2 separate regions of the Homo sapiens genome follow, and region 2 is linked to region 1. The links are chromatin loops, found by intact Hi-C in ENCODE. Cell type or tissue: PC-3. All regions are shown on one strand. Each heading gives the region's core, and the rest is flanking DNA. Links, peaks and the distances in the headings are about the cores only. Region 1 holds the start of OR2A14 (olfactory receptor family 2 subfamily A member 14). Region 2 overlaps OR2A5 (olfactory receptor family 2 subfamily A member 5).

Region 1 (12,555 bases), core at 2,430-10,429:
ACTCCTCTTGGATATATCTTTTACTGTTCTCCATGATAGGTTAAATCTATTACTATTATTTTGAAGTGCTCCCTCCACCATAATTTAAGAATTAAACCTCTATTGAGATCTAGGTTAAGAAAAGACACTCAGAGGGTAAGAACTGGAAGGATTTTACAATCGTCAAACTTTATCACTTAGTGCAAAAAAAAAAAGGATAGAGAAAGAAAGAGTATGGCCATTTTATCTGTAGGCACTAACCCACAATAAGGAAATAAATATGTGGCTAAGAAATGCTTGAGATGGAAGGCACACTGAAGAAATTCAAGGAAGAAGATGAAGTATACCTGAACTACCAAGTCAATAATATTTGTGAGAAATTTGCAGTAGTTATTTTACAATGACGTTTTCTCCATTGAGAGAAAGCTATTTTTCTGAAGTGATGCTTTAACAGAATTCAGGGACCTCTAACCAGCAGAGACCAAGAGATCATTGGCTCTCCTCTAGGGAAACTAGGAATTAGAGAGTGGAACAATTTTAAGATTGATAGAATAAGTATTGAAAGAAATTAATTTAAGACATGATCTTGGTTTTTAAATCTTCTGTGCAAGAGTCTTGTCTTTTAACAGAAATCCTGTCCCTGTCCAATCCCAAGTAAACACACATAACACATCCCATGGGAATGCTGAAAGAACAAAATGAATAAACATGGGCAATGCCTTCACTGGTTTGCCTGCTAATAGGAAAGTAGCAAATATCTTTAATTGTCTCTGGAGAGATATGATTAGAAGTATTACCACTGGGTTCTGTTCTCTCAATTATTATTTTTCTCTGCAGGGAGTGAGTGTCTAGTCAAATGATGGTAGAAAAAGCCTGGCTTACACAACTAATTGTATCATAAAGTTCAGGAGAGCTTTGTATCTGGGCTTCACCTCCCAAGAAGGCCTCATTAGCGAGGAGAATCAATCCCAGTCTATCCATTCTGCCTTTCCTGTCTTTGAGGTTCCTAGCAAGCCCAAGGGTATGTTAGAAGAAAAGACCACAGATTATTGTACTGTAAGTAAATGTGGTGTATTTGCCTTGAGAAAGGGTTTACAGATGGAAATGGGAAAGGGGCAGTGAATGAAATCACTGGCTCCAGATAGTAGCGATGAAATGCCCGTGCTATGTGGTCTCCTTCTGCTTCTAAGTCTGTATTTATAGCTAGGGTCCTGAGGGGACCTCTAGGGGCCACCGTCTATCCCAGGATATGGCCATGTACCTCTGACCTTCTCGGCCCCTCCATCCATATCCCCTCATTACCCTGTGGCAGCTCCTGGCTTTGTCATCACTGTGCCATAGAAGAGGATCAGATAACCATCCCTATAGGGTATGATCTGGCTAAAGGGCTCCAATGATTGTCAGGGGCTATGCGGCTCAGGTGACTCTTTTTTACAAATAATGCTAATTTTAAAAACTGAAGTAGAGTTTGTAAGTGGTTTGCTTACCCAGGGATGTATCCTCCTTGCCCCTCTGCTAACTGCCTAGTCCTGCACATTCTCAGAAGCGTTGTGTCACCAGACAAGATCCCCTTCTCAGTTGTTCTGGATACAGGCACCATTCACTCACAGGGAAAAGCCAGTGCCTGTCAGGGTACAGGTTCTCTTTTTTTTTTCTGATTTTAGCAGAGGAACCATTGAGCACAGAACATGTCTCCTTATGATGACTGGATCCAGACATTCTCCTTAACGATGGTTCTCATATCCCTAATTATATATCTAAAAAACCTAAGTTCTTATGTGAGTTAATGCATTTAATCCTCACAACTATGTTATGAGACAGAATTTATTACCCCATTTTGTAGATTGGGAAACTGAGGCATGAAGAGGCACAGAGAAGTCATAAAGCTAGTATGCAGCAAAGCCAGGATCTGAACCCAGGCTGCAGGGCTCAGGAATCCATGCTTGTTCATTTGTTTTTAACACTAGGCTGCGGCCGGGTGCAGTGGCTCACGCCTGTAATCCCAACACTTTGGGAGGCCAAGGCAGGCAGATCACCTGAGGTCAGGAGTTTGAAACCAGCCTGACCAACACGGAGAAACCCCATCTCTAATAAAAATACAAAATTAGCCAGGCATGGTGGTGCATGCCTGTAATCCCAGCTACTTGGGGAGCTGAGGCAGGAGAATTGCTTGAACCTGGGAGGCGGAGGTTGCGGTGAGCCGAGATCTCACCATTGCACTCCAGCCTGGGCAACAAGAGCGAAACTCCGTCTCAAAAAAAAAAAAAAAAAAAACTAGGCTGCTCCCTAGGACTAAGCTCAGTGTCAAAGTATATTATTGGAGATGGCAAGTTATTTCTGAGTAATTGCAAAGATTTGACAAATCAGTGCTGCCTTACAACCCCACTGCTGGAGGCCCCAGGGCTCCCATTCTAAGACAATTTTCAATAGAAACTTTTCTTTTGTGTCAGTGCTAAACACCCTAAATACGCCCCCCTTTTCTTTCCAAAAAATTAATCCTCTCTCTATCATTGGGATATTTAGCATGGTGGGATTGACCTCTTACTATTACAGCCTGTATTTTTTTTTCTTCAGTAAGGGAGTGTGGTTACTTCAAAGGAGTCTTCCATTTCTTTAAATTGCTTTTTAATTTTAAAAATCAAAATATAGGAACATTTATATTAGGAAATCAAAGCAAAATGTGTGTCTTATATTTAAACTCAAAAACAGCCAAAAAGAAAAGCAAGATAAACGTGAAAGTGTTTGCAACACCATGATGATTGCACTGGATTTCCAATTCCTATGCTTTAATACTTCCCTCAATTTTACGATCTCTTTAATATCATTAGTAACAGCTGACATTTATTAAATTCCTATAATGTACCAGTGCGATGGTATTTCTTCTTCACATCAGTCCTTTTGGTATCTGTGGTCAACATTTTACATTTGACAATAATGAGCCTTAGAATACGTGACTCAAATGCGTCATGTTCATTGCTCAGAATCAAGACTGGAATAGTGTTCTGGCCAAGACTGTTACTCCTGTTGCTTTCATTCTTATTCAGAGACCATATTTTTTTCTGTCACTGCTAAATTTGCTTTGCTCTTTAAGAACAGAAAAATGTATCCATGCAGTTTTTTCCCTTACTCCATCCACTGAAGATTGTTCTGTAATGTGTAACTGGAGTGGATGCCTAAATAAATCTTCCTTTCAGATATCTGATTCTTTATTGAACTTCCACAGGCTTTTCTAAAAGAAAAGTCTGACTACTTGAACTGTGAAATCCAAAATACAAAAGGATGCCAATAAATAAAAGGAAAAAAACTATTTTCCTCTTATACTGTATATTTGTTTACTTAACTTCACAATTGAACAGATGGACAATTTTTGTGTGTAGGTAGCCACCATTATAGACTTTTCTCCTTGTGGCCTCTTGTACACAACTGTTAAAAGCACAGTTGATAACCAGAGTTTTATACAGTTTGGATGTAGTTCACGTCTGATTAAATTTCACTTTCACTAAGAATTCTATTTGTTTCTTTCTTTATTCCTGCTCTTTAGAAATAGTTTATTCTAGGCTGCTGGGGTTTTTTTCCCCGAAATTCCTTACTTTACAAAAATTACAAATAAAACTATAAACCCAGATTTGCTTAATTATGAATTTAGATTAACCAAACAATTGTATTTATTTGGTAATGACTGGATTTTTTTTTTACTCCTAAAGCATCCAAATGCCTGCTACCTAGGTCACTGGGCCTTGGAACAGTAGGAGCACAGATGTGTACACCACAGATGGGAGCCAGGAGGGACTAAAAATATGCAAAATATCCATGTGCTTGGAGGTCTCAGGGATAAAAGGCTTCTCCTTTTCAGCTTGATTCATTGGGACATTAACACAACATTTGCTGTGTCCAAAAATTGACAACTACCATTCTGGCATTAAAATTATATTGTGCAGAAAATTAAACAGTTTCCTATTTCAAATATGTGCTCATTGGAAGTTCTGTACATACATATCTTTTAACTGTATTCTGCTTTCATGAATCTAAAAGTAAATCAATTATTATAAAGTCAAAAGTATATCAGCTAAACTGATGAATTTTTTATGTCAATTTCAGATTGTTAAAAATATAAACAAGGTTACAAAGAATAAGTACAATCTCCTGCTCACTATGGTTCAGGTACATTGTGTTTCTTTCTTTCTCTTCCCAGAACTCACCAAGTGCATCTTGTTCAGAGACTTTGCGTTTACTGTTCCATTACTGTTCTCTGTGTAGAGAATGATCCTCTTTTGGCTCTGGGCAGGGTTGTGGCCTTCATGGTTTAGGTTCCACTCACCTGTCTCCTCTTAAGAGAGACCTTTTCCAACCATCCCATCTAAAGGAGACCCCCCTCAAATCAAGTAGCTTTCTATTATTTTACCTAGATTATTTCCTTCATTGTTCTTTTCATGGCCAGCAATTATCTTTACTTGTTTACTCCTGGTCTTTTACAGTGGTAATGAATCATGCCCTCTCTCTGTTCCAAGTCTGGAAAAAATGAGTTGAATAATACATGAAAGAATCGGATATAATTCAAAAAGGTATTTTATTAATAAAGTCTGTTGAAAAGCATGGTTTATATTTTCAACAAAGTTTCTCTCCAAATTAAAATCACAACCATTAGCTGACACCCCTTCCCCACCTCCAAATGGGACTGAACATGCTCCTGATACCTTAATCCCAAGCAGATAGAAATGCATGCAGGTGAAACAGAGAACAGAGAAAGGTCACCCTCAGTTTCTCTTTCCTGTTTCACAAATCATATAAATTAGGGGAAAGAGAGAGGCAGGTATACTCTAAAACAATTTTATCCAGGGGCATAGAGGTTTCCTTCCCTAAATAGAAATGTGAGGTGTGGAAGAGAAGCACATCACCTTAATATTACTTCTTTATAATCTGCCTCCCTTTCAGAATGTGTTTACATCATCCACAGCTGGGCCTCTAAAGCTTAGAACAGTGGCTGAAACAGATCATGCACTCAAGGATCATTCGTTAAGGGATATACAAAATACAAATATAAGTTACAGAACATTGTTTGCTTATGAAAGTAACAGAGATTGTAATTGGTAATGCCTAGTACTGACTATGTGGCAAAGAGACATGATTCTTACACACTGTGGGAGGGAATTGCAATTGGTCAGATTTTCTAGATGGAAGTTAAAATAGGGATAAAAACCTTAGAAATGTCTGTATATTTAGCATCTGCAATTTCACTTTTAGAATATGTTCTAATAAATAATTATGAATATAGGCAAATCTTAAGTTTAAGAGAAATGTATCTCAATGCCAATAAAAATAAGAAATAAACAAAAATTCAAACAGTAAGAAATTCAGTAAATTGTGACAGAATATTGTGCCCCTTTAAAATAATGTCCATAAAATATAATTTCGATACAGGAAAAGTATTATATTAAGTGAAAAATTGTAATGTTTAAATACTCTGTACAATACCCTATTTTAATATATAAATTTGAGGATCTACGTATTTACTAAAATAAAAGACATCAAAATTGTTTTTTTAAAAGTATCCTGTTGGATTTGAACCTTTAGCCTGATTTGAAAATAAAGATAGTCCTCAGGCTGTTTCTGGAATAAATGTGAAGTGTTAACAGAACAGCACCAGGTCACATGGTTTCTCCACCTGATGAGGCCATCCGTCCTGTTCATGGCCCTTGGTCGCCCCCTGCTGGCTGGATAGACCCAGACCCTCCAGGAAGAGCTCCTTAGAAAGAGCTCACCAGCTGGGGCTGCACCTGATCCCATCCCCATCACATGCTCAGATTCCATCTGAACAGCAACAGGGCTGCTGGCATGATCACAGGTGATGGAGAAGAATACAGTTAGGGGAACCGACAGCAACCCCAGTTGCCATAGCTGGGAATATATTGATGACAAAAGACTCTGTCACACTGGAAAGTAAGATAAGCTCTGAGAGATGTCAACATATTAAGTTATAATCGAGAAAAGAGTCCAATAAAATACAATTACGATACAGCGATCATCTTTAAATGTAACCACTTAATGTAAATTGGTTTTTCTTTTGAATTTCTTATTTAAAAGACCTCAGAAATGTCACCATGCTTAGTTATTTTAAAGATATATACATGTATTCATTGTATGTAGCCAAGAATTATTTCACTCATGCCTAATTTACAATAACAGATGCTGATGAAGAAGTAAGGAAAACTCTCAAAATAAAACTACAAACACCAGATATGGAAAAGAGGCACCTAAAGTTGCTGCTAGGGAGTACTGGCCAGCTTCTGAAAAGGAGCGTCTTATCTCAGAAAGCTTTAAAGAAACTACAAAATTGAAAGCTATTTAAAAGTGATTTCAAATCTGAAATAAGTGGGTAGAAAAGCCTGTGAGGAGGTGAGGGACAGTGAGCAAGCCCATGGCAAACAGAGGGTCCCCGTCCCTGCACATCTCAGACTGAGAAGGAAGCAGGATGAGCAAGTGAAACCACCTCATAATGCAACATTTGTCAAGGTCCTCTCTTCTCAAACTACGTAAAAATCAAGATTTCACACTGAAAGGGAAGCAAGGATACTTGAGTTCTTCAAAATAACACATGTGCGTGTGTATCCCCTTATGTAGGGTATATTATAATAGATCCTGTTTTGTTATATTTTATTAAATGTTATATACATGTACACATACACACACAAATATATATACACATATACATGTATGTATTCTTATTATTCCATTGATACAATGCGATTTTTTCTCATTTTTATGAGCACACTTGGTTAGTTTTGGCAACATATCTGAGAATAAATTCTAGAAAATTCATTCAAAGTTATAATTTCTAAGTGCTCCCTCTGTGCATCTTTGACTGGCCCACAGCTCTGACCTTCCTGTCCTAGATGTCCACAAGAGCATGGAAGGCAACAAGACATGGATCACAGACATCACCTTGCCGCGATTCCAGGTTGGTCCAGCACTGGAGATTCTCCTCTGTGGACTTTTCTCTGCCTTCTATACACTCACCCTGCTGGGGAATGGGGTCATCTTTGGGATTATCTGCCTGGACTGTAAGCTTCACACACCCATGTACTTCTTCCTCTCACACCTGGCCATTGTTGACATATCCTATGCTTCCAACTATGTCCCCAAGATGCTGACGAATCTTATGAACCAGGAAAGCACCATCTCCTTTTTTCCATGCATAATGCAGACATTCTTGTATTTGGCTTTTGCTCACGTAGAGTGTCTGATTTTGGTGGTGATGTCCTATGATCGCTATGCGGACATCTGCCACCCCTTACGTTACAATAGCCTCATGAGCTGGAGAGTGTGCACTGTCCTGGCTGTGGCTTCCTGGGTGTTCAGCTTCCTCCTGGCTCTGGTCCCTTTAGTTCTCATCCTGAGCCTGCCCTTCTGCGGGCCTCATGAAATCAACCACTTCTTCTGTGAAATCCTGTCTGTCCTCAAGTTGGCCTGTGCTGACACCTGGCTCAACCAGGTGGTCATCTTTGCAGCCTGCGTGTTCATCCTGGTGGGGCCACTCTGCCTGGTGCTGGTCTCCTACTTGCGCATCCTGGCCGCCATCTTGAGGATCCAGTCTGGGGAGGGCCGCAGAAAGGCCTTCTCCACCTGCTCCTCCCACCTTTGCGTGGTGGGACTCTTCTTTGGCAGCGCCATTGTCACGTACATGGCCCCCAAGTCCCGCCATCCTGAGGAGCAGCAGAAAGTTCTTTCCCTGTTTTACAGCCTTTTCAATCCAATGCTGAACCCCCTGATATATAGCCTAAGGAATGCAGAGGTCAAGGGCGCCCTGAGGAGGGCACTGAGGAAGGAGAGGCTGACGTGAGACATCTCAAAGGGAACCATGGGGAGGGAGCCTTGCTCCCTGCAAAATATAGAAGTTGGCTTTTTTTTTTTGTCTTCTGCTAGAATAAATGCTACCTTAAACTGGAATACTATAGACCTATACATATAAACTGAAGACACAAATCTTTTAGAAAAGATAGGTAAATGCATTTATAATACTGGATAGGCATAAATTCATAAAGAAGACACAAAAGTCCCTAGATATAAAATTTTTAAGTTCGATAAATATAGGACCTCTTCACATTAATCATTGTGCTCATCAAAGTCACCATTAAGAAAGAAGAAATGCAAGCCACAAACCAAGTGATCGTATGGAAACTACATGTACCCAGAAATGGAACTATTGTTCATACAGTACATAGAAAGAACTCCTTTAAATCAGCAATAAAAAATATAAACAACCAAATTTTATAAAATTAGCAAAACATGTGAACATATACTCTTACAGAAAATACAAGGGGCTGATAAACATACAAATGCTGCTTTCCACCATTAGTAAGCAAGGAATTGTAAATTAAAACCACCATGAGATACTATTATATACCCACTAAGATGTCTGAAATTTTTAATGGCTTATTTATCATTGAGGTTATTGGAAATCTATTTCTAATATTGGAAATGGTCGATACTAGCAGAGTTTGTGCCAATAGTAGCCAAGTCACATTGAGTTAACAGGAGCATAGTACACATCCTCAAGATCAATAATTAGTGACACTTCCTGTGAAGATACACAGGTTAATGCTTAAGGCTTTGAGGGCCATCTTCTGCGTCAAAACAACTCAACTCTGACAAAAGCAGCCATAGACAATGTGTAAACAAATGGGTGTGCCCGTGTTCCAATAAAACTTTATTTGTAAAAACAGGTGGCTGCTGGAATGGTGCCCAGGGACAGTAGTTTGTGAACCCTTGTTCTAGATCTTAAAACTAGCATAGTTCCAGCTGATCCCACTTTAGAGACCCTCACTGGGTGGGGCCTCAGGGAGCATGTGATTAGACATGTCTTGCAGTCAAATTCCTGTGATCACATTGTACTTACTTGAGAGTGAGACTTTTCCTCCTTTGACACTTTCTAAAATATGCCATGACTCAATAGCCAGTGGACTGTAAATATTCATGGTTTCTCCATCACACAGGAATTAAGAGCAGGCTCCTCATACTCCATCACTAATTTGAGCCTGAGATCTTAGGATAAAAGTTTGCAACTCAACATTCTAATTGGAGCACAGCAGTCCAGTGAAAACAAGCACAGAGATATCTTGTACAGATTAATTTTTAAGAGTGGATTTAACAAGATCGTAGATTTTTAATTGTTTTCTTTTATATTTAGCAACCATTTTATTAAAAGCATCTTATATCTTGATATTGAAAAAGTCCTAGTTTTAATTATATTTTGAGAGAGCCACTCTCATCTTAGCCTGGAATACCCAGAAATGTAACTCTTAACCCTAAGCTGATAGCTGATAATAATTTTGCCTGGAAGAGAACATAGAAGGAAAAATTACTAATATCAAAACCTCAGGATATGTTAGAGTTCTTTTTAGGATGGAGTCTTGCTCTGTCACCAGGCTGGAGTGCAGTGGCACGATCTTGGCTCACTGCAACCTCTGCCTCCCAGGTTCAAGTGATTCTCCTGCCTCAGCCTCCCGAATAGCTGGGATTACAGGTGCCCACCACCACACCCAGCTAATTTTTGTATTTTTACTAGAGACGGGGTTTCACCATGTTGGCCGAGATGGTCTCCATCTCCCGACCTCATGATCTGCCCGCCCCAGCCTCCCAAAGTGCTAGGATTACAAGCGTGAGCCACTGAGCCCGGCCTGGAGATCTTATGCTGTAGAAATCTTTACTATGTAAAGAAGGGAATCACTAGACTGATACGGCAGGGATTTCTAAAGCTGAACACTACTCTGATATTCAGAGCACAAGTTATCTTACTTTCACTAATCTCAGAAAGTATTAACCTATCTTGCTTCCTTTTTATTCCTGAAATGTAAAGTGTTGTATACTAATGTATTATTGTTTCCATTTTTTTTTCTTGGTGCTCCTCAGCCAATTTTAAAATCAACCTGCCCATTTCTAGCCCTCGCACAATAGCATACGATTTTCCTCTCAGTGTCTACCATCCATTATGACAAAATATTTCACTGATAGAATTCTCTGTGACATTTGATTTGACAACAAAAAGAATGGTGACTGTCCCACAAGATAAGAAAAGCTTTTAGGGGAAATAGATGCCTACCTAGGCATCCTGGGACAAGCTGAATTCACTTTAAGAGGGGGAGAAATGTTAACTAGAATAAGCAAAAAAGAGGGAATTCTCTTCCATGAGGAAGGCAAAGGAGTGAACTCAACATAGAAACGTAATGAAGTTCAGGTGGAATGGGTCATGCAGACTCAGCAAATAACGCAGGATACTGCTAGGACTCAGTGTTAGAGGAGGGGTTTGTGCCCTGACCCAACAGGACTTATTGGCTGATTTTTTTGTTGCTTGTCGGTTGGTTGGTTGGTTGGTTTTTTTGTTTGTTTGTTTTGGTTTGGTTTGTTTGTGTGTGTGTGTGTTGTTTGTTTGTTTGTTGAGACAGGGTTGCTCTGTCACCCATCAAGGCTGGACTACAGTGGTGTGAAGTTGGCTCACTGCAACCTCTGCCTCACAGGTTCAAGTAATTCTCCTGCCTCAGCCTCCCAAGCAGATGGGACTACAGGCAAGCACCACCATGCTCAGCTAATTTTTATATTTTTAGTAGAGGCGGGGTTTCACCATGTTGCCGAGGCTAGTCTCAAACTCCTGAACTAAATTGATCCACCCGCCTCAGCCTCCCAAAGTGCAGGGATTACAGGCGTGAGCCACTGTGCACTGTCCCTATTGGCTGTTGTGATGCAGACAGAAGCAAAAGCAGCCCTGGGGCAATGGCCTTCCATTCTACTTGAATAGGCACAAGGGGATCACTGAAGGGAACCTTGTAGACCTTATAACTTATCGAAGTTCTCTGAGGCACTGATAATTTTCACTGATGGACTATGACTGCCTTCATCCCAAGAGTAGATCTGAGTAAGATATAACCTGTAGTACAATTAGGAGTTCTGGGAACTATTCTGAAAACACCGTGCCCTCACCTGAGGACAGAGGTGGGTCCCGCTATATAGCAGCACACAATAGAAACTAGTTTCAGTGGAAAGCTTTTAAACCTAGATAGGGTAACTGAATTTGTCCCCAACAGAGTTGGAACCCGGAAATAACCAAATCATGGCTAATTGTAACGATACTTGTCAGTAATAATATGGTGTACGAGCATGGGCCACAGCTGTTAGAAAGGGATAGTAAATACTTCTCTAATTCTTACTGATTTGTTCTGGAATGAAACTGCTTATACCATGATCACACTGCAGTATGGTATAACATTGGCATTGTTGGTAATATTCAACTATTTTATGTAAATAACTCGTGTTAATATTGAAACTGATGATGAAATATATTGCAAAATCAGGTTAAAACTTCCTGATACCAATGGAAAAGGATGGCCTGTAGAAGAACTTAATATAACTAACCATCAGCTAATATCTACGCTAAATTGTTCTGTATAAGGTTATCACAGGGTGCAAATAAAGGGGGAAGCCGGTAATCAGATTAGTGCGAAAACATGAAAATGTATGTGTATGTCACGACTTTATAGGATGGATTAGCTGTTTTCTTAGGTCTTTCCCTACCCCACAGTGACTCACAGATATTAGACATATTTATGCTGACACTATTGCTGTATCTGTTATATAAATGCTTTTCTAAATATAGATACTCTGAAAAGTGTGATCATTCTGGTAAAAGAGCCTAAGCCAAGTGCCTGGTGAGTGAACTGTACAAGAAAGGGTTAACTCAGTTAAATTTATATAAACTCATATAAAACTTTAAAATACTCTAATCATATCACTTAGAGTAAGACACAGAAATGGAAATTTTTCCCTTTGGAATTTGGATTCAGGGCCATGTTATTTTGGGTGGGAAATCTGAAGCAATAGCTTGAGGCCTATAATAAAGATAGCATTGATAGAACAGCATGTGTTCAAGGAAAAAATATAGGATCAAAAAATGAAAACAATGCTCAGTGGTTAAGATGAAATGGCTTTATGGGATAGGCAGAATTCTCTAAATGGCCCCCCTTAGACTTTTGTTATTTAATCAAACACTAATCTAGGTTCTGCTGTGAAGGGGCTTTGTAGATCAATGGGTCCTAAAATGTGAAGGTTACCATGGTAACAATCAGGTGAGTCTTCTAAAGGCTGGGAATTTTTTTCACCTAGTAACAGAGGAGGAAGTCAGAGAGATTTGAAGTGTGTGAAGCACTCAACAAACATTGCTGATTTAAACACGGAGGTGGTCCCATGTAGGCACCAGAGTGGCAGCAGGCAGCTCAGGCCATCCCAGATCCCAGAGGACAGAAAACAGCAGTGACAAATGGACAGAGATTTCAACCCTACAACCACAAGGAATCTAATTTTTCCAACAACCATTAAACTTGAAAGAGGATCTCAAGTCTCAGATGAGAATTGCAGACCAAGCTAAAATCTTGATTTTGTTTTAAAGAGAATCCAGCTGACCACCAGGACTTCTGATCAATGGAAACTGTGAGATAATAGATATGTGCTGTTTTAAGCCATTAAGTTTTTGTTAATTTGTTGCAACTGCAATAGAACGTGAATGGTGAATACACTTTTGGTATTAAATAA
Region 2 (12,555 bases), core at 1,541-9,540, 70 kb before region 1:
ATATACATATTTTCAACATTAATCAGTTTTTAAAGGTCTGGGGGAAAGTGAAAGAAACAATTGCATTGTTTTAGGCTGCAAGTTCTACTGACTGCTTCACAAATGTTACCCCGTTTATCTTGCATAAACATCACAATGGAGTCGCTATTATTTTCTCCACTTAATAGATAAGTAAACAAAGTTCAGAATGATTTAATAACTTATCCTATACTATGCAACCAGTAATAGAACTGAGTGTTATGGATCGTACTGATTGCAAACCCAAGCTGCTTCTTAGCAGCTTTCTGCCCAAAACATTACAAATTTTAGCTCAACAGGGGTTAGACTCAACATCCACATGATGGGGCAGAGTCTGGAACAAAACGGAGTTTACAGTATTATAGCCAAAGTCTTAACACCAGAAAGAATACATCCTGTAGCCAACCCATCTTTGGAGGATTCATTACCACCTTTGGGAAGAGTAGAAACACTCACATTAGCAGCATCATCATTTTCCAATAGTAACTCCCTCCTAATGCCTGTCTGCAAAATCACATGGCCTCATAAGGCATTGCCCCAAAGGGACAATCTGAACGAGAGACACCCTGCTGTTCTCAGTGATCATCTTACCTATGATTCTGGTCTTCTTTCTATCATTAGGTGTACCCACCTGTGTTCTTTACCTTTATGATGTGATTAATGCTTTTCCAGGAAGTGTCCCCATCTCTCCTGTGTACAGATCCGTGATGGACCTACCTTACCAGTGCTCTAGGCTGCTAGGACTGAGAAAGGGGGAACCCAGCACAGGTGCAAGCTGAGATGCTTGCTATGTTAGATTCACATCTCAATTGTGCTACAACTTGCTAAATAGGTCTGCTTCTAGGAATAATATAGCCTCCTCAATCCTGAGTTTTATTTTAGGTCAGATGTGGCTAACAAGGTTTCAGCTAGGTGCCTTATATAACTTTTATGAATGCTAAATGAAAGACTTTATGTGACTCTGATTTGAAGTGATGTATTTTTGTGAGAAGGATATAAGGACAATGAAAATGAAAAATGATTACATAGTAAGACTAAGAGCTGGTAAAATTCATGACTAAACAACTATAAAACTACAAAATCCAATTTTATTTTAATGATTCATAAATTATTATGATACTTACTGAACAATGGAAGTTTCTCAAAAAATCTCAGCTCTTTGTGTTTGCAACTTTCTGTGCCTGTCTTTGTTTTTATTTGGTTGGTGATATTGGGGAAGGTCTCCACCAAAGGAGGTTGAAGGTTAGTACACAGGAGGTTGGGTATGAAATGGTGTTCATTGTTCCTGCTAGTAGACAAAACTGTAAGAAGAATCCTACATAAAATTTTACATTCTCTATATAGCTTCAATTCGAAAAGGATTCTTGAGATAGCATCCAGATAGGAAATATATACAAAAATAATTAGTCCATAGCTTTGTTACGTTCATTCTCCTACCCACACACTAAGAATTCTCATCAACTGTGTATCTAGAATAGCTCCTCTAGGAAATCTCAGTCTCTGTATGTAGAGATAGAAACTCACCCTGGTGACACCTTGTTAGTTGGCTGAAATTTTGGCACTCATAGTAGCCAACTCCTTATATTGGTCTCCCTGGCCTTACTATTGCCCTGGATACTAATCATATTAGGAAAGAAATATATAGATGAGCAAATAAATGAGTGCATAGCCATAAATAATTTTTGAAATGACTGTGTTTCCATAGCCCGGAAAAAAGGAGGAATAAAGCAAACAGGATAATTGTCTTCATATGTCCCATCGAGAATCTTGCAGGAGGCAAACATAGTTGTTTATTGCCTTCCACAAAGTGGGGAAAAATACCCTAGAATCAAAAAGTAGGTTTACATAAAAGTGGAATTAACATCAATATGAGAAAATATTTTTGAACATTATAAGTTATGCAACAATGAGGTCTTGTGAATTATTGTGCAGCCTTACTATAAATAGAAACATAAAGGTTGAGTAAAATATAAATACGTTGAACAGGCATTTGCAATAGAGTCTTTCCAATGTCTCTTCAATCTTGAAAATTTAAGATTTCATAATAAACTTTTTCATCTTTTTAATGAGGGGCGGAGTTTAACCTGATTTTAAACAAACTTACAGTCATTTAAAGATTTTTAAATGGTAATTCTAAGATAATCTTTTTTCTGTCAAAATCCCGTCTTGTTCTTCCGAGGATTCAGCAGAGTCATCAAAAGAAAATATTCAAGTAGGAAAAAATTGTTGTATAAGCTTCATACTTGTGGTTCTCATACTTTTATTCCCACAATGCCATCACAACTTTATTTCTAGATATACATGGTTTCACATTTTAAAATATTAGCCTGATATTCAGTGATAGTGGCTCAATGACTTTTGCCTTAAACACAGGCACAGGGGCTTGCACATGTAATCCCAAAAACTGAAGAGATTGAGGTGGGAGGATCGCTTGAGCCCCGTAGTTTGAGGCTGCAGTGAGCTATGACCATGCTACTGCATTCCAGCCTGGGCAACAGAGTGGGACCCCATCTTTGAAAAAACAAACAAACAAACAAACAAAAAACCCCACAGAGCAGTGACAGATTAAACCACAAGGAGAGGAAATGAAAAAGACAAAATTAGCCCCCAAGGCAAGATAAACATCTCTGTGGATCAGAAACAAAACATAAAATCAGATGTGTGAGTGATGCAGAAGCCACGGGTTAGCCGACTGTTTGTAAGCTGGCCTGAGTGGAGATAGCTTTGCTCTTAGGAACTAAATATATTAAAGTTCTTCATGCAATAATGGGGAACTGAGGCTTAGCACCTTCCTTGAAAATAAGGTATGGAGGAGGGTGGGAGGGACTGACTTCCTTTGCTTACTAATGAAGACCAAAAAATGTACTGTGCTGTACTGCTTCCCTATGTAGCTAGCTGAAGACTTGTGAGAACCCAGGCCCTGCGCTGCAACCAAATGTGGAATCCAGACACCCACTCTGGGTGCTGGGATTCCCAATATACTCAGTCTCACTATAGGTACATAATTCTAAACCATTTACGTAAGATCCAGGTCTGGATAGGAAGCCCAAAGAGCTGGGCCAAGACAACCCCTGAGCTTCTAGATGAGAGAAGAGGGAGGGAGAGAGACAGACAGAGAGAAATGGAGAGAGAACTGGGTTTTTAAATCTATTTTCAGAAGCTGCCAAGAGAAGCAGCCCAAAATATCAACAACTGGAAAATAAATTCACTTCTGATGATGTCCCTTGTGCATGTTCAGGAATGAACAATTGATAAATATTTATGTTTATGTTTAAATGCATAAAAGATTTCTTAAAGATATGCTAACTATTTTAGATGGCCAGGGATTAAGACGGAAAATAATTAGAAAATAACAGATGGATCCCAAAAGATAACAATTACAGAGCTTAGAAATAAAACACGCATTCCCTGAAATAAGGACTAACTCTTGTTTTTTTTTTTTTTTTTTTTGAGACGGAGTCTCGCTCTGTCGCCCAGGCTGGAGTGCAGTGGCACAATCTCGGTTCACTGCAAGCTCTGCCTCCTGGTTTCATGCCATTCTCCTGCCTCAGCCTCCCGAGTAGCTGGGACTACAGGCGTCTGCCACCATGCCCGGCTAATTTTTTGCATTTTTAGTAGAGACGGGGTTTCACTGTGTTAGCCAGGATGGTCTCGATCTGCTGACCTCGTGATCCACCCACCTCGGCCTCCCAAAGTGCTGGGATTACAGGCGTGAGCCACCGCGCCCGGCCAACTCTTCTTAAATATGAAAAAAATTCAACTAACAGGATAAATTCTAGATGGAGTACATTATGGGAAAAAATGTGAAATAGAACATGGAATGCATAATTTTCCCAAAATGCAACAGAGACTATTTTTTAAGAAAATGGAATAAAAAGCACATAGAATCTAGACTCAGATATAATATCTATTTATTTTATAAGGACGTAAAAATAATGATGAAAATAGGATAGGACATTATTGCTGAAATTTTTTTCCTGATGGCTAAACACATGAATTCTCAGAACAAAAGATACTCTGAGTATCAAGCTACATGAATAAAAATAAATTAATATCTAGACATATCATAATGAAAGCACAGAACATTAAGGAGGAAAAGAAAATAATAAAACCTTCAGAGAATAAAAGAATAGCTACAAAAGAATAACAAATAATAGTGGACTTCCCCTCAGCAAAACAGATGCCAAAAGAGAATATTCAAAAGGATTAGGAAAACTGTTACTCTACAATTTCACACACAGTTAAACTGTAATTCAAGAAAAAGAGAAAAATGAAAATGTTTTCAAACAAAGTCTAAGGAAAATTACCTCCCTTAGGTCTTCAACAGAATTATTAATAAATATATTGGATAGAAAAAAAGATGAAAACAGAATAAAAGTATATAGGGTACATGCGAAGCATACGAGTTGATAAAGAATAATAGTAAATATAATTGTTGAATGTAAACAAAATAGCTTTTTATATGAAATAATAAAAGCTCTTAGCAGCTGTAACAGGTTGATGTAAATAATACCAATGAATAATTAAATCACGGTAAAGCTCTTGACTTGACTAGAAAGGTGAAAATGCTGAATAATTGTAGATTGCATTAGAAAAATTTATAATTTAGTGTGTGTTAAAAATTCAAAAGTAGATCACATTTGCCATCTTTGAGCCCCCCACCTCTGCTGCAGTTGTAGCAGGCAATACGTCTGTCATCCACTCCTCAGTGGCTTCACCAGCCTTTCAGCCAGATACAAGGCTGTTGTCCTAGTGATTACAGCCACATGAGTCACTGGTCAGCTCAGCGGCTATCCCGACCTGCTGCCTGACTCCCATAATCTTCACCCATTTATGAGTGAGAACATGCAATATTTGTCTTTCTGTGCCTGGCTTGTTTCACTTAAGATAATGATCTCTAGTTTCATCCATCTTGTTGTAAAATACATAATTTCATAGTTTTTTAATGGCTGAATAGTATTCCATTACATATGTATAATACTTTTTTTTATACTTTCATTTATTGATGGACACATGTTGTATTAGTCTGTTCTCATGCTGCTAATAAAGACATACCTGAGACTGGGCAATTTATTTTTAAAACAGGGTTTAGTTGACTCACAGTTCAGCATGGCTGAGGAGGCCTCAGGAAACTTACAATCATGGCGGAAGTGGAAGCAAACACATCCTTCTTCACACGGTGGCCAGAAGAACTGCCAAGCAAAGCAGGGAAAGCCTTTTAAAAAACCATCAGATCAGCCTGGCATGGTGACTCACACCTGTAATCCCAGCACTTTGGGAGGCCGAGGTGGGTGGATCGCGAGATCAGGAGTTCAAGACAAGCCTGGCCAATATGGTGAAACCCCATCTCTTCTAAAATACAAAAATTACCGGGCATGGTGGCACGTGCTTGTAGTCCCAGCTACCTGGGAGGCTGAGGCAGAAGAATCGCTTGAACCCAGGAGGCGGAGGTTGCAGTGAGCCGAGATTGCACCACTGCACTCCAGCCTGGGTGACAGAGAGAGACAGACTGTCTCAAAAATAAAAAAATAGCATAAAATAAATAAAAATCAGATCTCGTAAGAATTCACTCACTATTATGAGAACAGCAGCATGGGAGTAACCACCCCCATGATTCAATTACCTCCCACCAGGTCCCTCCCACGACAGAGGGGATTATAGGAACTACAATTCATGATGAGACTTGGGTGGGGACACAGCCAAACCATAACATTTCACCCTTGGCTCCTTCCAAATCTCATGACCTCACATTTCAAAACCAGTTGGCCTTTCCAATAGTCCCCCAAAGTCTTAGCTTATTCTAGCACTAACCCAAAAGTCCAAGTCCAAAGCCTCATCTAAGACAAGGCAAGTTTCTTCTGCCTATGAGCCTATAAAAATCAAAAGCAAGTTAGTTATTAATACTTCCTAGATACAATGAAGGTACATGGATTGGGTAAATACACTCATTCCAAATGGGAGAAATGGGCCAAAACAAAGGGGCTACAGGTCCCATGCAAGTCTAAAATCCAATATGGCAGTCGTTAAACCTTAAAGTTCCAAAATTATTTTCTTTGACTCCATGTCTCACATCCAGGTCACGCTCATGCAAGAGATGGGCTCCCATGGCCTTAGGAAGCTCTGCCCCTGTGGCTTTGCAGGGTACAGCCCTCCAACTCAGCTGTTTTCATGGAGGCTTTGGGTGTCTGTGACTTTCCCAGGCACAAGGTGCAAGCTGTCAGAGATGAGGCACTTGTCGGGGACTGGACTAAACGTGACTCTTGCTATGCTTTATCAAAGAGACTGGTGGCATTTTGCCCCTGCCCTAGAGATCTGTGGAACTCTGAACTTGAGAGTGATGATTTAGGGTATCTGGCAGAAGAAATTTCTAAGCAGCAAAGCATTTAAGATGTGATGTGGGTGCTGTTAAAAGCATTCAGTTTTATGTATTCACAAGGATATGGTTTGGAATTGGAACTTATGTTTAAAAGGGAAAGAGAGCATAAAAGTTCAGAAAATTTGCAGTATGACAATCCAATAGAAAAGGAAAACCCATTTTTCTGGTGAGAAATTCAAGCCCACTGCAGAAATTTGCGTAAGTGACAAGGAACCAAATGTTAATCACCATTTGGGGATTATGTCTCCAGGGCAGTGAGAGGTCTTAATGGCAGCCACTCCCATCATAATCCCAGAGGCCTAGGAGAAAAAAAAAGTTTCCTGGGCCAGGCCCAGGGCCTTGCTGCTTTCTTCAGTCTTGGGACTTGGTGTCCCACTTCCCAACCATGGCTAAAAGGGGCATACACAGAGTTCAAGCTATTGCTTCAGAGGGTATAAGCTCCAAGCTTTGGTGGCTTACATGTAGTGTTGAGCCTGTGGGTGCACAGAAGTCAAGAACTGAGGTTTGAGAACATCCACCTAGATTTCAGAGGATGTATGGAAATGCCTGGATGTCCAGGCAGAGGTGTGCTGCAGGGGCAGATCCCTCATGGAGAACCTCTGCTAAGGCAGTGTGGAAGGGAAATGTGGGGTTCAAGCCCTAATACAGAGGCCTCATTGGGGCACTGCCTACTGAAGTTCCTCCAGAACCCAGAATGGTAGATCCACAGAGAGCTTGCACCATGTGCCTGGAAAAGCCACAGACACTCAATGCCAGCACATGAATGCACCCAGGAGAGGGGCTGTACCCTGCAAAACCACAGGGTCAGAGCTGTCTGAGACCATGGGAACCCACCCCTTGCATCAATGTGACCTGGATATGAGACATAGAGTCAAAGGAAATCATTTCAGAGCTTTAAGATTTGACTGCCCTGCTGTTGTGGGAAGTCAGGAACACCAAACAGATGGACCAGCTGAAGCCATCTCAAAAGAACATAAATTGTGAAGATTTCATGGACATTTATTAGTTCTCCAAAATTAATAATTTTGTAATTTCTTATGCCTGTCTTTACTGCAATCTCTGAACATAAATTGTGAAGATTTCATGGACACTTATCACTTACCCAATCAATACCCTTGTGATTTCCTATGCCTGTCTTTACTTTAATCTCTTAATCCTGTCATCTCGTAAACTGAGGAGGATGTATGTCGCCTCAGGACCCTGTGATGATTGCATTAACTGCAAAAATTGCTTGTAGAGCATGTGTGTTTGAACAATATGAAATCTGGGCACCTTGAAAAAAGAACAGGATAACAGCAATGTTCAGGGAACAACAGAGATAACATTAAACTCTGACCACCGGAGAGCCGGGCAGAACAGAGCCATATTTCTCTTCTTTCAAAAGCAAATGGGAGAAATATCACTGAATTCTTTTTCTCAGCAAGGAACATCCCTGAGAAAGAGAATGTGTCCCTGAGGGTAGGCCTCTAAAATGGCCCCCTTGGGTGCGGCCATCTTCTATGGTCAAAACTGTAGGGAAGAAATAAGCCCCAGTCTCCCATAGCACTCCCAGGCTTATTAGGATGAGGAGATTCCCGCCTAATAAATTTTGGTCTGACCGGTTGTCTGCTCTCAAACCCTGTCTCCTGATAAGATGTTATCAATGACAATGCATGCCCAAAACTTCATTAGCAATTTTAATTTCGCCCTGGTCCTGTGGTCCTGTGATCTCGCCCTGCCTCCATTCGCCTTGTGATATTCTATTACCTTGTAAAGCATGAGATCTCTATGACCCACACCCTATTCATACACTCCCTCCTCTTTTGAAAATCACTAATAAAAACTTGCTGGTTTTACGGCTCAAGGGGCATCACAGAACCTACCGACATGTGATGTCTCCCCCAGACGCCCAGCTTTAAAATTTCTCTCTTTTGTACTCTGTCCCTTTATTTCTCAACCCAGCTGATGCTTAGGGAAAATAGAAAAGAACCTACGTGACTATCAGGGGCAGATTCCCCGATACCCTGCTAGAGTTTGGACTTGCATGGGGCTTGTAGCCCCTTTGTTTTGGCCAATTTCTCCCATTTGGAATGGTTGTATTTACCCAATGCCTGTACCCCCATTGTATCTAGGAAGTAACTAACTCACTTTTGATTTTACAGGCTCATAGGCAGAAGGGATTTACCTTGTCTCAGATGAGACTTTGGACCGTGGACCTTTGAATTAATGCTGAAATAAGACTTTGGGGGACTGTTGGAAAGGCATGATTGGTTTTGAAATGTGAAGACATGAGATTTGGGAGGGGCTGGGGAAGAATAATAGGGTTTGGCTGTGTCCCCACCCAAGTCTCACCTTGAATTGTAATAATCCCCACATGTCAAGAATGGTGGCAGGTGGAGATAATTGAATCATGGGGCAGTTTCCCCCATAGTGTTCTCATGGTAGTGAGTAAGTCTCAGGAGATCTGATGGTTTTATACATGGGGGTTTCCCCTGCACACTCTCTTGCTCTCTTGCCAGCCACCACGTAAGATGTGCCTTTGCTCTTCCTTCACTTTCTGCCATGATTGTGAGGCCTCCCCAGCCATGTGGAACTGTGATCCATTAAACCTCTTTCCTTTATAAATTACCCAGTCTCAGGTATGTTTTTATTAGCAGTGTAAGAACCGATGAAAACACCCACATTATTCTGTCTTCTGAGCTATTCAAACTGTTGCAACCTCTGCCTGTTACCCAATTCCAAAGTCACTTCCACATTTTTGGGTATCCTTATAGCAGTGTCCCACTCTCTGCTGCACCAATTTACATGTTGGTACCATATCTTTGCTATTGTGAATAGTGCTGTGACAAACATGAATGCAGTAATCTTTTTGATACATTAATTTATTTTCTTTCAGGTAGATACCCAGTATTGGGATTGCTGGATTGAATAATAGTTTTGTTTTTAGTTGTTTAAGAAATCTTAAAGGTTGGGAAGTTTAAAGTTCAAGGCATTAGAGTATCTTTATGCACTGGTGACATTGCACCTTTAAATTTCTGGTACCACAGTGGGTAACACCAGACTGGCTGGCCTAAATTCCATTCTGCATTCTTGGAGTGAGCTATGGAGATACTGACCTTGAATTCACACAGTTTGCTCACAGGCTCAGAATGCTCCACTCCTACTCCATCACTGAGGGCTCAGAATTTTTTAATGACATAGTTGTCCCTTCAATGTAAGATATCCAAATTATAGATTACACAGGAAAATATGGAATATTTTATTAATATACATGTAAAATGAGTCAAAGTAACTCCCGAGAAGATATATCCCTTATTTTGTTTAATGAAGGAAATGACCAATAGAAATTACCGTAAACCCAGAGAATAAGAAAGCAATTTTAAAAACATGTACCTGGAAAGCTCTGTCTGTATCTGGAGATCAGGTTTGCTTAGATACTCAAAGTGCAATTAAAGTGGTTTGAAAATTCAAAGCAGCTTTAGAGTACCATTATAGGAGCACTGGAAAAATAAAATGATATAAAAGAAAATTAGTAAGCTAGACAAAGGGAGACACTTCCTTACGAGAAAGCTTAATATCTTAGAAGAAGGATTCGGTAAATACAAAAGAGGAAAAAAGTGGTGCCCATGGTAATGGTTCTTAAAGTTTTCGTTTTTAAAAAGAGATGTTTTTGTCATTGGTGGAACTGAAAAGGTAACGGGTAATCAAAGAGCAATTTGAGTGAAAGAGGCATGATCTTAGTGAGCAAATTAAAGTGCTGCCTCAGAAAGTGATATGATCCAGAAATTAGTAGATGGTGAAAAACACCTCCTGTATAGAAGGTCTATGATAACATCAGCCAGAAGTGCATACTGTGAGTCCTCTAGAGGTGGATACAATGAATATTAGGATTTTGTGTCAATTAAAAGGTAGCGACATCTTAGTATGTGGAAAGGCTAGTTGCATCATACCTAACTAAATCATAAAGTTGTTATTGTTTAGATGTTTAAATGTATATAAAAGTGTGTTTATAAATGCCAAGCTGCCAAAGGGGGATACTGTACTAATTCCTAAGTTACTGTCTTTCTGCTCCAAACTCATCCTTCCACTCTATGCTTAGTGGTAGCTGAAAGTCCCCAAATTACCTTTGCCTTTTGCCCGGATGACTTCCATTTAGGTTCTACCAATAGGGGGCGCTAGAGGAAACTGGGAGCGTTGAGAGGGCAAAAGAAACTTGCTCCTCCTACCTGTGTGCTTGCTGCTCTTTTTGGTGTTACCTCAACTCTTCACTTGGGCAGTTCCCAGAGTCAGCCTCATCACTCCCAACCTGGGGCCATAGTTTTAGTGGGGTTTGTGGGGGGCACTTTCTCCTCAGAGGTTGAAGTTCCCACACCGTCTCTCCTCTGAATCTGTAAATTGTAATCACTCTAACCTCTGTTCTTTCCTGACTCTGTCCTGTCTGTTCGTCTGAGAGCTTCTTTGTTGCTGCTTTCCTTCTTCAATGTTCATTTAACCACGTATTTATCTAAATTCTCCGTTGAAGTACCAGAGTGCTTTGTTTTCCTGGTGGATTCCTGCTGGTTCAAAAACAAGTTAGAAAAACATTTAGAAATTCGGGACAATTATTCAAGTAATTATAAAAAAAAATCTGGCCATGTATGGGAGTTTACAAACAGCATTAACATAAAATATTTTTTATCTGGTGTGTTGCAAAGCAATCTAGTTATTATAGTTTGGTGTATGCATTACTTGCATGCTGAATGAACATGCCAAAGAAATTTAGGAATTGACTGCCAAGCAAAGGCAAAATGATGATGAGCCAAAAAAGTGGGAGCCAGGGTTGACAATCTTATACCACCTCTTTATTAAACTAGCAGAGGGAGAGAACAAATATAAAAGCTAAGTAACAGGATGCTAAACACAAAACACAAATAATAGAAAGCCCAAATATCTCAATATTTACACTGAGAGAAAATTGATTATATTTTCCCATTTTCATATTGTATTGTATTTCATATTTTTAAGCCCATAAAATACAGTTATATATTATTTGTAAGACTAGCTAAAACACAATCACAAAGAAAGTCTGGGAATATGAGAATGAAGAACACAGCCTATGCAAATATTTAATAAGTTGATGCGGCAATATAAATACAAGCTGGATGTTTGCACTCATGTTTATATCAGGCAAATGCACTAATTGGTATGAAGAGTACTCCATAATAATAGAGGTAAAACTCTATCAAGAATATGTAACAATCATAAATATGTATATACAACAATATAACCTTAATGTAGAAATAGGAAAAAAAATAGAATTACACTGAAAAGATTACCAACTCAACTTCTTAGTGGGGGAATTAGAAAAATGCTCTCAGAAAATAATAGATAATCCTGACAAAAATTGGAAATAAAAACTACAAAAAATTTACATGCTTGATCAAACAGATATATAAAGATTCCTACATTCCCTAAAATAAAGCATATACATTAAAGTCAATATAACAATTGCAAAAAGTGAATATATACAAAACAAAAAAACCCCTCATATTTTCAAAGAATCAGTATCACAAGGATTCATTCTCTTACCACAGGTGATAATAAATGTAAAATTAACAACAGAAATGTAACAAAAATATTTGGAAACCTAAAAATGCACTTCTTCATAATTTGTCCTTTGAAGATGAAATCAACCATAATGAAAGTTCTAAATGTCAGACTTAAAATGTATGGCTAAAATGGTGGGGGAAAATAAATTTACAGCTAAAATTACATTTATTTTAAAAGTAAGATTTATAATAAGTTAAATATTCAACTCAGAAATATACAATGACCAAAAATTAAAATAAAAATAGTATATAATTTATATAAGAGCAAACGTTATTGGAAAAATAAAGAATGATAAACATTATTAAAATAGAATCTTAGTTCCTTTTTCAAAAAATACTAATAAAATAGACTGATCAGAAAAAAAGGGGAAAAGATGTGTATATAGAATATTAGGTACAAAAAGTTATAAAAACAAGATGTAGATTTTTTAAATGACAATAGAATGTTATAAGCAAAACTTATTTCAATAAATTTAAAAGATTTGAAGATATTCCAGTTCTCAGAGGGAATGCTTTCAACTTTTTCCCATTCAATATTATGTTGGCTGTGGGTTTGTCATAGATGGCCTTTTTTACATTAAGGTATGTCCCTTG

The links. A loop is a pair of places that touch in the nucleus more often than their neighbours do. Peaks named below come from ENCODE experiments on the same cell type or tissue, not always from the same donor. Only the 100,000 strongest peaks of a DNase experiment are listed, where the experiment ranks them.
Region 2: a loop joins it to region 1, with 5 times the contacts of the local background. A loop is called at or near these places in 2 of 110 quality-filtered maps.

Annotation. Positions count from the first base shown.
Region 1 is chr7:144,122,230-144,134,784 of GRCh38, forward strand. It overlaps OR2A14 (olfactory receptor family 2 subfamily A member 14), which reads left to right and starts at 947. Exons shown (of 2, transcript NM_001001659.3): 1 at 947-1,035; 2 at 6,850-8,959. The coding sequence starts at 6,884. The coding sequence ends at 7,816. In PC-3, for the core only: a CTCF peak has its summit at 5,691 (motif pointing left); a DNase peak (open chromatin) is centred at 5,682.
Region 2 is chr7:144,053,365-144,065,919 of GRCh38, forward strand. OR2A5 (olfactory receptor family 2 subfamily A member 5) reads left to right here. Exons shown (of 2, transcript NM_012365.2): 2 at 1-5,481. Among named protein-coding and RNA genes, the nearest start is that of OR2A25, 10 kb to the right of the region's middle. In PC-3, for the core only: no CTCF peak of the experiment used is centred there; a DNase peak (open chromatin) is centred at 4,807; H3K27ac peaks cover 1,990 bases.